Regions from separate parts of the Homo sapiens genome. Here region 2 is linked to region 1. A link is an interaction called in ENCODE POLR2A ChIA-PET data of the cell type or tissue named here. Cell type or tissue: A673. All regions are shown on one strand. Links, peaks and the distances in the headings refer to the core of each region. The heading gives the core; the rest is flanking DNA.

The links. ChIA-PET counts read pairs that join two places held together with the same protein. Peaks named below come from ENCODE experiments on the same cell type or tissue, not always from the same donor. Only the 100,000 strongest peaks of a DNase experiment are listed, where the experiment ranks them.
Region 2: POLR2A ChIA-PET joins it to region 1 with 6 read pairs; 1 of 35 experiments calls an interaction of 5 or more read pairs at or near these places.

Annotation. Positions count from the first base shown.
Region 1 is chr4:174,339,031-174,344,420 of GRCh38, reverse strand. No RefSeq gene overlaps it. Among named protein-coding and RNA genes, the nearest start is that of CEP44, 58 kb to the right of the region's middle. In A673, for the core only: no CTCF peak of the experiment used is centred there; a DNase peak (open chromatin) is centred at 2,220; H3K27ac peaks cover 2,902 bases.
Region 2 is chr4:173,475,396-173,480,785 of GRCh38, reverse strand. It overlaps LOC112267917 (a long non-coding RNA gene), which reads right to left. Exons shown (of 3, transcript XR_002959833.2): 1 at 3,375-5,390; 2 at 2,855-2,992; 3 at 1-2,028. It also overlaps a transcript of SCRG1 not described here. Among named protein-coding and RNA genes, the nearest start is that of HAND2, 52 kb to the left of the region's middle. In A673, for the core only: no CTCF peak of the experiment used is centred there; a DNase peak (open chromatin) is centred at 3,125.

The DNA of each region.
Region 1 (5,390 bases), core at 81-5,080:
GTGAGACTCCATCTCAAAAAAAAAAAAAAAAAGAAAAGAAAAGGAATTTTAAAATATGTATCATTCTTTTTAACCAATGGCTCTGGACCAACTGGCGTGCAAGTGCAAAAAAATGAACCTAGACATAAACCTTTCACTCTTTGCAAAAAACTCAAAATAGATCAGAGACCTAAATGTAAAACACAAAATTATAAAGTTCCTAGAAGACAACATAGGAGAAAATCTAGTTGATCTTGGGTTTGGTGATGAGTTTTTATCTACAACCCCAAAGGCACAATTCATGAAAGAAAGAACTGATAAGCTGGATTTGATTAAAATTAAAAATGCCTGCTCTATTAAAGCCCACTGCCAAGAAAATGAAAGATAAGCCACAGACTGGAAAAAAATATTTGCAGAAGACATACCTAACAAAAGGCTGTTACCCAAAATATACAAAGAAGTCTTAACATTCAAAGATATGAAAACAAACAGTAAAAATGGGCCAAAGACCTTAACAGACATCTTACCAAAGAAGACATATAGATGGTAAATAAGCATAAGAAAAGATGCCTTACAGCATAAGTCATCAGAAAAATGCAAATGAAAACAACAATGAGATACACACCTATTAGAATAGCCAAAATTCAGAACACTGACAACACCAAATGCTGAAAAGTTTATAAAGTAATAGGAACTCTCATTCATTGATGGTGGGAATGCAAAATGGGACAGATGCTTTCAAAGACAGTTTGATAGTTTCTTACAAAACTAAACGTGGTTACTGTACAATCCGCAATCATGCTCCTTGGTATTTAGCACAAAAAATAAAAAACTTTTATCCACACAAGAACCTATGCATGGATGTTTATAGCTGGTTTATTCATAATTACCAAAACTTGGAGGCAATTAAGATGTCCTTCAGTAGATGATGGATAAATAAACTGCTGTACCTCCAGATAATGGAATATTATTTGGTGTTAAAAAGAAAGAAACTACCACGCCATGAAAAGACATAGAAGAAATTCAGATGCACATTACTAAGTAAAAAAAAAGCCAATCTGAAAAGGCGACATATTGTATGATTCCATACTATATATTACCAATATAACATTTTGGTAAAGACAAATTATACAGACAGTAAAAAGTAAAAGGCAAAATTATAGAGACAGTAAAAAATCTGGAAAGGCTATATACTGTATGATTCCATACTGTATGTTACCAATATAACATTTGGTAAAGGCAAAATTATAGAGACAGTAAAAAGAATAGTTGTTGCCAAGGGGTTTGGGGAAGGAGGGATGAATAGGTGGAGAACAGAGGATTTCTAGGACAGTGAAAATACTCTGTATGATACTATAATAATGGATACATGTCATTCATATCCACATTTGTCCAAACTCATAGAATGTCCAACACCAAAAACAAAATTAAAAAAAACCCTAAAATATAGACTCTGAGTGACGATAATGTATCAATGTAGTTCCATCAGTTGTAATAAATGTACCACTTTGGTGGAGGACTTTGATAATGAGGGAGCTATCATGTGTGTGGGCAGGAGGTAGATGAGATAACTCTGTACCTTCCTCTCAATTTTGCTGTGAAGCTTAAACTGCTCTAAAAATTGTCTATAATTTAAAAAACATTGAAAAAAATAAAAATTTACTCTCTTCGATTCAGCTATTCTATTTCTGAGAATTTAACTGTGATTGTCTTTTGACGTGTCAACCTGGCTAGATTACAGTTCCCACTTACAAACACTTAGGTAGGTGATGCTATGAAGATATTATTTTTTAGATGTGATTAAGGTTTGTAATCAATTGGCTCTAGTAAGGGAAATTATTGAATATCATAGGTAATATGTGTAAGTCTTATTCAATCAGTTAAAATTAAATGCAGAGTTAGGCTTCTTTGAAGAAGCATTTCTGCCTGTAGGTACCAGTTTCCTTCCTTCCTTCCTTCCCTTCTTTTCCTTCCTTCCCTTCTTTCCCTCCCCTCCCCTCCCCTCCCTCCCTCCCTCCCTCCCTCCCTCCCTCCCTCCCTCCCTCCCTCCCTCCCTCCCTCCCTCCCTCCCTTCCTTCCTTCCTTCCTTCCTTCCTTCCTTCCTTCCTTCCTTCCGTCCTTCCTTATTTTTTCTATACAGAGTCTGGCTTTGTTGACCAAACTGGCCTGGAACTCCTGGCTTCAAGCAATCCTCCTGATGAAGTCAGATATTATAAAGGAAGAGATAAGCACTCTGAATTTTCAAATACTTTTTGGTACTAAGGTCTAATAACTTGCCTTTATTCAAGTTACAGTTTGTGAGACATTACATAGAGTGACTAGTAAATGATTACCATAACAAGCACAATCAGTCAGCAAGATAAATACATAGAAAGCACAGATAAGATAGTTACTATGATTCTGCTTGGTGAACAACTGCCTGAAATTAGATTTTCAGCAGAATTTTTTTCTATCAAAATGAACCATAATTTAAGTGGTTATAATAGGCATATATTTTAATGCTTGTATATCTGACTTCTATACAAAATTAATGCTTCTCACTACCCCGTTACTCTCATCACCCCATTTGTGAGTGTTCTGGCAGGTCTTTGCATATGCCTCTGAACATACCTTTCTTCTCTCCTAAGCTATCAGAGGAGTCAGGGAAAAAAAGATATAGATGAAATAAGAGTTATATACCCATGAGATGATTTAAGTAGTTAAATCAATATGGAGTATATACAGAGAAAGGTATGAAATGAATTCCCCACTTTCTTCTATGATTTGTTCAATGAAGATAAAAACTTGGTAATATACCTTAGTCCTAGCTGCCACATTCAGTTGCTTAATATCTAATCTATTATCACTACTTAAAACATATTTTGTATAGCCATTTATAGACACATCAAATCTAAAGCAAATAGCTCAATAGCAGAAACCACTGTTTTCTAAGAATTATACTACCCTTCTTTGTTTATCAAAAGATTTATTGGGCAAATATGTATATATGCATAGGAATATTGATATATCTCAATAGGTCAAATCCACAAATACGTAATTTAAAGGCACAAGAATCTTGATAACAAAGATTCACAACACAACATCAGTGTTTGGTATCCAGATACCAAATTCTGCTTGCCTTCTGTCTCTGGATCATGGAGTGACTACAGATTTTCAGATCTGGAAGGACTAGAAGTTTGGAAGATTCTGAGATCATAAAGCAGGGTTTAGGTTAAGAATGTCATGCAATGCATCTGTATGCCTCCCTCCCCCAGTGCTCCTTGGGGCACCAGGTCCTTTGAAAGGGCATCATCCTGGTGAGGGTATGCTCTTTGGTAAGCAATCCTGAACTCTATGAGATCATAATCATAATTTTATATAAAAATTCTGGAAGAAGTCAATAAACTTTGGCAATGTGCTATGGGCATGTGAGCTTATTAGAGAAAATGCAGTGATTGTGAAGGGCTGATGACAATTCTGAATCCTCTTCTTTATGGCCATCTGTTTTCATTTATATTCAGTTGTTCATCTGTTATTCATTCAAGAAGGTTTATTAGTAGCCTAGACATATTTAAGTAGTTGAATCATTGAGTCTACATAGAAAGTTAATAATATGAAGCTGAATCATTGAATCTACGTAGAAAGTTAATAATATACTCAATGATCAGTGATATGGTTCGGCTATGTCCCCACCCAAATTTCATCTTAAATTGTAGTTCCCATAATTCCCACATGTTGTGGGAGGAATGTGGTGGGAGGTAATTGAATCATGGGGACAATTACCTCCATACTGTTCTTGTGATAGTGAGTGAGTTCTTACGAGATCTGTTGGTTTTATAAGGGGCTTTTCCCCTCCTTCACTTTGCACTTCTCCTTGCTGCTGCCATATGAAGAAGGACATGCCTGCTTTCCCTTCCGCCATGATTGTAAGTTTCCTGAGGCCTCCCTAGCCATGCTGAACTGTGAGCAAATTAACCTCTTTCCTTTATAAATTATTCAGTCTTTATTATGTCTTTATTAGCTGCGTGAGAACGGACTAATAGAGTCAGAAAAGATTAAAGTTAAAAGATAAAAGATTATATTCTGCTTGTTATATATTCTGCATGTATATATGTGTACTAGAACTGGAACATTTTGTTATAGTATCATAAATGGATAAAGACAGTGAGGATATGGAGCAACTATACTCTCACATGCTGCTGATAGGAATTGTACGACTACTTTCGGAAACAGCTTGGCAGTTTCTTTGAAATTTAAGTATACACTTACCTCCTAGAAATTTACTCGAGAGACTTGTATACTTCAAATCAAAAATAAAATTCTAAGCCCGCAAACATTCTGAATGGACCTCTCCTCTCAGCCAAGGGCATTCCAAAGTTAACCTGTAAAACTAGTTCAGGCCATGATGGGAAGGAGAAGTCAGACGTGCCTCAATACCATTAACATCAACACAGACCTTAAAACTGATAGAAAAGGCTCTTTAAGTCTGATAAGAAACATTTACAATCTATTCTCTCTGAAGCCTACTACCTGGAGGCTTCATCTGGATGATAAAACCTTGGTCTCCACAACCCTTTATTGTAACCCAGACATTTCTTTCTACTGATTCCAGGTCTTTATTTTAATTTTACTTTTCTTAAAACTCCCACGACAGATTAGATTCCAGGTCTTTATATAACTCAACCAACTGCCAATCAGAAAAATCTTTTAATCTGCCTATGACCTGGAAGCCTCCACATCCTGTTGTCCTACATTTCGGGACCAAACCAATGTACATCTTACATGTACTGACTGATGTTTTTTGTCTCTCAGAAATGTGTAAAACCCAGTTGTAGCCTATTACTTTGGGCACATGTCATCAGGACTTTCTGAGGCTGTGTCATGGCCGCGTCCTTAACCTTGGCAAAATAAACTTTTAAATTGATTAAGACTTGTCTCAGGTACTTTTTGGTTTACAATACCAATGTTAATAGCAGCTTTATTTCTAAAAATCAAAAATTGGAAACAATCCAAATGTCATCAACAAGTGAATGGATAAACAAATTATGGTACATCCATGTGTGACGTACTATTTGGCAATAAAAAGAAAAAGATATGAATGCATGCAACAATGTGGATAAATCTCCACATCATTGTGCTGAGTACACACTGTATGATTTCATTCATACAAAACTCAAGAAAATGAAAAGAAATCTATAGTGACAGAAATTAGATCAGCATTTGCCTCAGGATGGAGCTAGAGAGAGAAATAAATTTAAAAAGAACTTAAAGATACTTTTGGGGTGATAGAGTTGATCATCTTGATGGTTGCAATGGTTCTAAAACAGACCAAACTTTATACATTCAATATGTAAAGTTTGATTACATCTCAAGTAAGCCATTTTTTAAAAAAGACTCCAAGTTCAAGCCCTGCTGACTGGAAGCACTGTAGT
Region 2 (5,390 bases), core at 322-5,321, 860 kb after region 1:
CAGCATACATTTAAAAAAAAATGAGGACACCTTTTTAACATAACCAAATACCAATATATGCCACTTAATAAATTCACAGTAATTCCTTAATATCATATAATACGCAGTCCATATTCAAATGATTATCATGGTTTTATAGGGTTTTTAAGAACATACTGTTTTAAAATTAATTTTTATTTATAATTGCTACATAATAATTGCACATTCTTATGGAGTACAGTGTGATGTTTCAATGCATGTAGAATTGTATAATGATCAACTCAGTATATGTAGAGTTTTTTTCCAATTTTGAATCTAATCAAGGAACACATGTGACAATTGTCATGTCGTCCATCTTTTTTAATCCAGAGCCCAGCCCTGTTTCCCCTTTTCTCATGCTATTGACTTTTTTAAAAGGCCAGGCCTTAAAAAAAAACAAAACAAACAAACAAAAAAAACCAGTCCTGGTCTTCATCACTTTTTTGTACTGTACTAAGCCTGTCTTATAGAAGGCCCCAGTTCTAGACTTTTTGATTCTTTCTTTAAAGTGGCTTAACTTGTTCCTCCATCCTCTGTATAGCCTACACACCTAAAGTCTTGACTTGATTCAGGTTACACATTTTGAAGAATACTCATAGATGAGGCTATCTCCTTCATACTGCATGGCAGCAGCCAGGCATGGTGGCTCACACCTGTAGTCTCAGCTACTCAAGAAACTGAGATGAGAGGATCATGCTTGAGCCCAGGAGTTGGAGGCTGTAGTGAGCTGTGATCATGCCACTGCCCTCCAACCTGGGTGACAGACCGAGAGGCTCTCTCACAAAAAAAATTTTTAATAAAAATTTTAAAAACATAGTGCATGGCATCAGGATCACATTGAGCCTGGTTTTCTCACTATTAGTGATGCCAAGTTTGATTCCCAAATTAAGGTAATGGCAACCACAATTCTCTTTACTATTAAGATATATTTTCCCTTTGTCAATTCGCTAGTCATCCTGGGGTGATAATTTGGTGCCATGCAAATACTGAGTTCCCTAAAGTTAGCTTTCTTTCAAAAATAACAGGTCGGCTGGGCATGGTGGCTCACGCCTGTAATCCCAGCAATTTCGAAGACGGAGGCGAGTGGATCACTGAGGTCAGGAGTTTGAGACCAGCCTGAGTAACATGGTGAAACCCCGTCTCTACTAAAAATACAAAAATTAGCCAGGCATGGTGACACAAGCCTGTTATCCCAGCTATTTCGAAGGATGAGGCAGGAGAATCGCTTGAACCCAGGAGGCAGAGGCTGCAGTGATCCTAGATCATGCCACTGCACTCCAGCCTAGGCAACAGAGCAAGACTCTGTCTCAAAAAAAAAAAAAAACAAAAAAACAAACAAACAAAAAAAACAGGTTGTGCTTTTAATTTTAATAAGGAATTATACTCAGTTTTTCAAAGCTTTCATCAGCTGGGTATATTCAACCTAAAATTATGAAAATGAACCAGTGTCTACAATAAACCTTTACGTAACTATTCATTTTCTTCTCATATATCTATTGGTTTTAGTACCATTCTGGTTTACAGTAGTCATGCATGCTTGGACTCGTAAATTGGGCATTGGTTTCCAGAGTTCTGTGCAGGAGTCCCCTTCTTTACTCATGTTATTTTATGGCTATTACATGCCAAGTTCAGAATTGGAGCGGTGTAGAATGTGGTGGAAATGAATGTCATGCTGTCATCCATAATAAAATTAGATCAGAGATGCACCCAGTGTACGAACAAGCCAGGCCTTACTGTGGGAATGACGGCTAGTAGACTCTTAGTATAGAGTAATTGTGCCACACACTGAAATTGAAATGTGGATCCCTTGAAGTGACCTCTTTCCTTTTTTAAGCAGGTCAAAAGACATGAATGAAAACACACCAGTAACCAAACATGGTAATATCAAGCCTAATTAGGAATCAAACATCATTCCTAAAGTCTGTGTCCGTTCGTTTTCTTTATTTCATTTGTTTTTGTTTCTTCCTCATCTGTGATTCATTTTCCTTTCGTCATCTTCCACAGTGGCTTCTGCAAGAATATTGGTCTTGAAATGTACAACATGGCTCGCACCCACTTCAAACACTGTTTAAAATCTCATTTATTATTTTGTACTGTGGTCTCACTTAAAAGCTGGTGTTACTGAGACTGCAGAGTACATGCCTTTAATTCCCAGGGTGAAGGGGTGTGGGGTGTGAGGGAAGAGAGAGAGCAGGAGCAAGCAAGAGGAAAAGCTAACACTGAGACAGTCCACACAGAAATGCGAGGAAAATAAGAATATTCAGAAGTCTTATAGGCAGATGAATTCTCTCTGGACACTAGAAAACTGGAAACTACCCAAACCCAAGCTTAGTAAAGTACAGAAAAGTGATGAAGACCAGGACTGGTTTTTTTTGTTTTTTGTTTTTTGTTTTTTTCTTCCATCAAGAGGTTAGTTGCCTAAGGACCACATTCCCAGGATTACAAGGATTTGCCTTAATAGCCCAGAGAACATTTATCTGCAGTAGAATTATTAAGATGAAGAGATGAGATTCTATGTGAGTCACCTCTTACATGAGACTATATTTCAAACTTAAAATTAACACTGGGAGTAATCATAGTACATTGAGATCAGCAGGTTAAAGCTATATTAAGTCGGAATTATGTTTTTCCAATTAACTTTAATTTTCAGATACTAAAATCCAGGTGTTCTGGGGAGCCAAGCCCAGTTTTTTTCCTCAGGGATTTATCTCCAAAATCCAGTTGGATCCCAGCTCTTTGAGAGGCCAAGGTGGGAGGATTGCTTGAGGCGAGGAGTTCAAGGCTAGCCTGGGCAGCATAATGAGATCCTGTTTCTACCAAAAAATTAAAAAATTACCTGGGTATGGTGGTGCATGCCTGTGGTCCCAGCTACTCAGGAGGCTGTGGGGGGACTATCACTTGAGACTGAGAGGTCAAAGCTGAAGTGGGCTATGATTATGCCACTGCTCTTCATCCTGGGCTACAGAATGAGATCCTGTCTCGAAGGAAGGAAGGAAAGAAGGAAGGAAGGAAGGAAGGAAGGAAGGAAGGAAGGAAGGAAGGAAGGAAGGAAGGAAGGAAGGGAAAAAAAAGAAAACCAACTGGGTTTAGCATTATTCCTTTAAAGAAAAACAAAAACAAGACCCTGTGCTGAAATATCTCACACCAGTAGCTTAATTATATTTATTCAACTAACTTTCCACTTTCCTTCCTCCACTCCCAGATAGAAAATAGTCACCTACAATTGAAAGCTGCTTGGGTATGGGCTGTGCTGCCTTGGAAGAGGAGAGTATCCCAGCTCTCCATAGGGTGTGTGCTAAATCGATGCACCCCCAACCCCAAAACATTTTGGGAATGACCGAATAAAAAGCACTTACCTAATAGGAAAGAGAAGAAGATGGGAGGGAAATTTCCCTGTTCCTGGTGCAATGGATATTTGTTCTCTTTTTCTAAGAAAGCTGTGAGTCACACCTTTATAAGAATCTCAAATTTCAGACTACCCATGTGTTTCAGGCAATTAATTACTCAGCCCCTCATTGTGGCAGGGTCTTTTCATTCTGGAAGTTGCAGTAAGATATGAGACACGAGATAAGTGAGCAGCAGGCATTGAACTACAATTTTCATTCCTCTTGTTGAAGGGAGCTTGGCTGGAAGAGCCAAGCTTCCACCTTTTATCTACTGATTCATTTGAAAAAGCTCCTCTTACATGCAGTGCTGCCATTTCCAACAACAAATTTTCAAATATCTGGCAGCCAATTCCTTCCTTCTGTTCCAGGTAAAACAAGGAACCAACACATACACATCACCCAGATATGCTAATTGTAGTCACTTATGATGGAAAATCTCATACATGTGAAAAAATTACCATGGAATGTTACTATGAAGGCTCCAAGCATTAGGGTAGCTTAGAGCTGAAAGGAATGTAATACTGGCTTCTTTTTAATTTTTTATTATTTTTTTCTTTTTTAGAGATGGGATCTTGCCCTGTCACCCAGGCTGGAGTGCTGTGGTGCAATCATAGCTCACTGCAGCCTCAACCTCATTGGCTCAAGTGATCCTCCTATCTCAGCCTCCTGAGTAACTAGGACTACAGGCCACCATGCCCAGCTGTGATGGCTTCTTATATCAGGCTGGAGATTCAGTATGCAAGAAATTTAACTTTATGATGCAATTAAAATTCTATTTCAAGCCCTTATGCAGCCAGTTCAGGAACTTTCCCTGTCCATATGCTGTTACCTGTGAATTCTGGGGTGGCTCACACAGAACCAAGGCATTGGGTGGGCTCGTGTGGTTCTGTAGGTTGTCTCTACTCAGTGCACACTGACTTGCGAATCAACCTGGGTTGTCTGTGGTCACAAATTCAATCCTTATGAGGCCTTTATTTCCATCTGCCTACCCTTCAATTCATTATATATATATATATATTTTTTTTTTCCCCCTCAGAGATTTACCTAGGAAATGAGGTCCAAGTTTCCTTTGTCTTAAATCTGTCAAGGTTTCTGCCCATTCCCCAAGAGCAGGGTGCAGGCCCTTGCCCAGGAGCCCACACTATCTGCCTCTCATGCTTGCCCACCATGCTTCTTCCCCCAGCCTTCTTCAATTTTGGTACCAAGGGCAAAACAGAATTGCTTTCAACGTCAGCTCCTCTCCTTGAGTGAGTGGCATTTTTTATTTTTAAACTGTGATAAAATATATATAATATAAAATTTACCATTTTAACCATTTTAAAATGTATATAGTTCATGGCATTAAGTACATTCACATTGTTATGCAACCATCACCACCTTCTGCTTCCAGAATTTTTTCATCTTTCCAAACTGAAACTCTATATCCATTCATCACTAACTGCCTCAGGCCCTGGCAACCACTCTTCTACTTTCTGTCTCTATGAATTTGACTATTCTAGATACTTTCTATTCCTATAAGTGGAGTTACATATTTGTCTTTTTATTACTGGCTTATTTCACTAACATACTATCTTCAAAATTTATCTTGTTGAAGCACATGTCAGATTTCCTTCCTATTTAAGTCTGAATAATATTCTGTTGTATGTATACACCATGTTTTCTTTATCCTTTCATCCAATGATTGATACTTGGCTTGTTTCCACCTTTTTTGACTATTGTGAATGATGCTGCCATGAACATTGGTGTATAGATATCTGCTTAAATCTCTGCTTTTAATCCTTTTGGATGCAAAAGGATTATACCCAAAAGGGGAATTGCTGGATCATATGGTAATTCTCTGTTTAATTGCTAAACTCTTTTTCACAGTGCTGCACCATTTACATTCCCACCAGCAATGTACAAGGGTTCCAATTTTTCTATATCTTTGCCTTCCAGTAAGTTTTAACAGGGGTGCTCTTGACACTTGGGGTCAGCCCTTCTTTGGTA